Linked DNA regions of Homo sapiens: region 2 is linked to region 1. A link is an interaction called in ENCODE POLR2A ChIA-PET data of the cell type or tissue named here. Cell type or tissue: PC-9. All regions are shown on one strand.

What was found. Peaks named below come from ENCODE experiments on the same cell type or tissue, not always from the same donor. Only the 100,000 strongest peaks of a DNase experiment are listed, where the experiment ranks them.
Region 2: POLR2A ChIA-PET joins it to region 1 with 5 read pairs; 2 of 35 experiments call an interaction of 5 or more read pairs at or near these places.

Annotation. Positions count from the first base shown.
Region 1 is chr2:174,748,132-174,750,631 of GRCh38, forward strand. It overlaps CHRNA1 (cholinergic receptor nicotinic alpha 1 subunit), which reads right to left. Exons shown (of 9, transcript NM_000079.4): 7 at 1,815-2,038; 8 at 449-688; 9 at 1-124. Among named protein-coding and RNA genes, the nearest start is that of CHRNA1, 15 kb to the right of the region's middle. In PC-9, CTCF peaks have their summits at 946 (motif pointing right) and 1,154; a DNase peak (open chromatin) is centred at 1,020.
Region 2 is chr2:174,938,223-174,940,722 of GRCh38, forward strand. The region is part of intron 3 of CHN1 (chimerin 1); the gene reads right to left. Among named protein-coding and RNA genes, the nearest start is that of CHN1, 66 kb to the right of the region's middle. In PC-9, no CTCF peak of the experiment used is centred here; a DNase peak (open chromatin) is centred at 1,068.

The sequences.
Region 1 (2,500 bases):
GCTGATTTAATTCAATGAGTCGACCTGCAAACACGGCTAGGGTTCCGATGATGCAAACAAGCATGAAGACTCCGAGGAGTATGTGGTCCATCACCATTGCAACGTACTTCCACTCTGCCGCCGCCTGGGAGAGAGGAAAATGTTAGACAGAGTCTCCCTAAGGTGGTTTCTGGACTCACAACGTTTGTGCTTTGCATCAACTATGGGCCCTTCAATTTGTAGATCTCAAAGTCCTCCCATCCCTTGGCTGGCATCGTCTTTATTTTTTGAATAGATTATTTACAAAGTGATAACTTACTAAGGTGGTCTAGAGGCGGTCACCAGGGTTCATCTTAGGTCAGTAGCTGCCTGTTGTATGCCACCTACTTGTTAAGTCAGACTCACCACCTGTGCTCATACATTTGACCATTTAAACCCAGAGGCATGAATTTCAAGCCACGAAGCTTACATTGTTAGACTCCTGGTCTGACTTCATGGTCTCTGCGATGTACTTGATGCCCTCGATGGCACTTTTCACCTCGGGGTGTTTGATCAGGGGAGAGTGGAAGCCCATGGGTGGAGGCCCTGGCTTTCCAGAAATGTCAGAGATATCAATGTCTTCTGTAAAAATCTTTTTGTCTTGCTTTTCTCTGGATGGTCTTTTCATTGTGGAGAAAAACATGATATTTGGGATAGTGTCGATAAAAACCTAACATAAAAAAGAAATCCATGCATGAGAATTATTGTCCAGGAGGCAAGCATAAAACTCTGTCTTTGAATTATCAATGTGATTTGGGGTAAGTCATTCAGTTTTTCTGGGCTTCAGCCTCCTTGTCCTTAAAACAAAAGAACTATACTAGATTTTTTCAAAGATCCCTCTGTATCCCGGGTCCTGTGAAATGACTATGGTTAACAGTGATGATTCTGTAATGTGAGAAGTTCGCCACTGGAGGGAGCCCATGTGCAGTCATCGACCTGGGGCCACCAATGAGCTTAAAAGCGTCAGGATCCCCTACAGGTATGGAAAATGCCTTAGCAATGTGTCACCAGGATCAAATGGTTAAAGAAGGGGCCCCTCCACTTCAAATATATCCCACAAAACAGCTAGATTGTTTTCTTCTGTTTCCTGTTCCTGAAGAAACTGCAGTACAGGTATTGCCAGCAGTCATCTATCAGCCTTTACAGAAACAGGGACTCTTACTCTCCTCTTAAAAGAGTACATTGTGAGCAGTAGCTTCTTTTGTCAATTCCTGACAAATATTTTACATTCTGGACAAAAGATCCTGGACTTCAGTGTCTCTGTAAAGTTTTGTCAAAGAAAGACATATTTGAAATGTTAAATTTTTAAATTCAATAACGTAACTATTTCAGACCTAGTCCTTCACTAAAACTCACTTTTTGACCCTCTCTCATCAGGAACCCTCCCATCTCTAGCCCTCATTCTATTCATTCTATTCTCAACAGATGATTTCACCAGCAAAAAATAAGCCAGTCTGTTCACAGATTGGAAAACATACAAAAGAAATCGCGAGAATTTCACGGCATTTCAATAAAAAGCAGCCGTTTGTTCATCTTCTCTGATCAAAGAGATTCTTTAAACTTGAATTTGGAATGAGCTTTGTTAATTCTGTTTTTCTTTTCTCTCTGGGAAGGCTACAGGAGTTATTTATTCCTAAAAAGAGGCCAAAGAAAGTTCCTTCCAAAAATTCCCTAAAGCCCAAAGAGAACTTAGTTCCTAAATAGCCCCAAGTATTAGCTAGAAACCCACTGGCTCCTCGAAGGGGAGGCCTGTAGATGTGCCTCCGTGTGAAGTCTGCAGGGGCCTCCCCACTCACCTTCCGCACCCAGTTGGGCATGACATGGGTGCTGGGTGAGCGGTGGTGTGTGTTGATGACGATGACAGTGATGATGATGGAGGCAATGACGAACACCATGGTGAACAGCATGTATTTTCCAATCAAGGGCACAGCACTGGACGTGGAGGGGATCAGCTCCACGATGACCAGAAGGAACACAGTCAAAGACAGTAAGACAGAGATGCTCAGAGTCATCTTCTCCCCTGAAAAGACCAAAAAAAAAAAAAAAAATCCCACAACTACCCATCTGGGTTGGGCTGCAGTGTTCCTCCCACCCCACCATTTATATGTGGAAGTCCTGAGTCCTGGGACCTAAGAATGTGACTGTATTTGAAGACAGGGACTTTAAGGAGGTAATTAAATGAAAACGAGGTGATATGGGGTAGTGAGTAATCAAGTATGACTAGTGTCCTTATAAGGAGAGGAATTAGGACACAGATGCATAGACGGAAGGCCATGGGACACAGGAAGAAGATGGCCATTACAAACCGAGAGAGGCCTCACAAGAAACCAACTCTACTGGCACCTTGATCTTGGAATTCCAGTCTCCAGAACTGTGAGAAATTACATTTCTGTTATCTAAGCCTCACAGCCTATGGTGTTTTGTGTGGCAGCCCAAGCAAACTAATTCACCACTGAAACCCAAGGGTAAGAGGAATGTGACT
Region 2 (2,500 bases), 190 kb after region 1:
TCAATAATCTTTAGTTCTTCCAAACCAATCACTAATCATTTCATCAAGCCTAACTCTGAAACTTTCTTCCTTCGAAAAGTATTTTTAGATCAACTCTATCCCACTATTTAATCCTTTACTTTCATTTCTAATGGACATTCAAGTTACTTAGTTGTTATACAGATATTTAACTTAATAGAATAAGCAAACCATTAGCATTAGTGGCTTATAAATACTTCCCATGTCTCTATTTGTAAATCTAATCATTATAATAATATTATGTATGAATTTCATTTCTTTAAAGGAAGACCACTTATGCCTGTTTAGTAACTGTCATTTAGTTATCACCTGGGAAAAACAGAAAAACATTGAACAACCTAGAGAACGGTCAAATATAGAAACAAATTATCACCACTAATTTCCAAAGTAAAGACATTTATTGTATGCACACATATTTAATCCTTATTAAACAGTCAAACTTAAGGAACTGACTATAAGCTGTTAATAAGTAACAGACTATAAGTTGTGAATAATATGTAAGGATAGTTTCAATGTACAAGGAGAGCCAGTCACAGTAAATCCTTTCATTCTGAACAGCATTCCTTGCCCACCAATTTAGTCATTAGAACATGACTATTTTTTTGGAGAAAAAAATATAAATATTTTTAAATATAAACAAACATAAAATATTTACAAAAAATCTATATTTTTGTGAAACATAAATATTTCACAAAATATTGTGAAAAGTTAATACAATAAATATTTTTTATATTGCAAAGTGGAAATGATGAATACATTGCTCAATTTAAGTAGGAAAATGTCAATTGTACAATTTGCTTTTCTGGTTTTTCAATGCTTTCATGCCTGCTTTTAACCAAAGGAGAGAATACAAATAATTGGTCTAGTTCCTCAGGGGATGGCAGCATTCAATCACAGAGCAAAGGTAAATAAAAGGAAATTATTTTCAGAGACTCTAACATCCATCTATTCATCCAGTATATTATTCTATCTTGTGTCTTTGCATCAAGGTGAATCATCAGAAAGCTATCTACTGTGACCACATCAGCTTAGCTCTTCAAAAGTGAGTTCCATTGATTTATCGTACCTTAATGTCACACCAAATGAATTTTTTTAAAACAATTTAATTCAGGAAAAAACTGGATCATACTGGCCTTCAGAGTTTCATATACTTTATAACTGTGAAACACTTTTCACACAACTACATTGAGCCTCAATCAGCACTGCAATCTACTGGCATTTTGCTGTTTTTATTCCTTCAACTTTTCTTTATTCTTTTTATTATGTCTTCATTTGTGAGGTCTCAAATTATTTTAAGAAAGGAATAATATAGCTATTTTTCAACAAAGATAATAGTCTTACTAATAAATACTTCAGGACTTTCCAAAGTACTGCCAATTTCTCACTTTCAGTTTCTCACATACTTAAAAAATTAAAAAGTATGTGTGAACAGAACATGAAACAAAATGAAACATTTTATTAAATAGCATTTTTAAAATTCCCATTACATGCAAATTATTTAATCATCCTTGATCACAGCGAGCAGCAATGAAAGGCAATAATCAAGTACCTCATACTTAATTCTATGCTTACATATACACAGACTGGAAATCTACATATATCTAAACTGCAACTGGACATTCAAAAGACAATCCCATGAAACTCCTGCCTAATTCTGTAAATTGGTTCTCTTTGTTAACTAATTATATACTTTCAAAGCTATATTGTGTTTTAAACCAGAAGTCACAATAACAAAATCTATTTTAACATTTTTATCAATAGAGAAATAATTATTACTTTTATTTTATTTTATTTATTTATTTATTTTTAGACAGAGTCTTCCTCTGTTGCCCAAGCTGGAGTGCAGTGGTGTGATCTTGGCTCACTGCAACCTCCGCCTCCTGGGTTTAAGCAATTTTCCTGCCTCAGCCTCCTGAGTAGCTGGGACTAAAGGCGCATGCCACCATGGCTGGCTAATTTTTTGTTTTTAGTAGAGATGGTGTTTCACCACGTTGGCCAGGCTAGTCTTGATCTCCTGATCTCGTGATCCACCCGCCTTAGCCTCCCAAAGTGCCGAGATTATAGGCGTGAGCCGCCACGCCCAGCCGAGAGTAATTATTTTTCAATAATGTATCATCTAGGAAAGTTATTATGATTCCACATTACCTAATACAGTCCATACTCAAATTTATCCAATTGTACTCAAAATTTATAGCTTTACAATATATATATAAGTTGAGGACCCGATCAAGGTCCTTGAATCTGATGGCCATGTCTCTTTAGTCTCCTTTAATTTTATATCATCCCACCACTGTTTTTTTTTTATGATAATGACATTATTTATAAACCCAGGGCAGATGTCTTATGGAAGGTACACATTCTGAATTTGTCTGATTCGTACTTTATAACTAGATTTAAGTTAAACAGTTTTGGCAAAAATATTATACAGGTGATACCGTGTGTTTCACTGTATCACTTCAGGAGACACATGACAGTTTGTCCC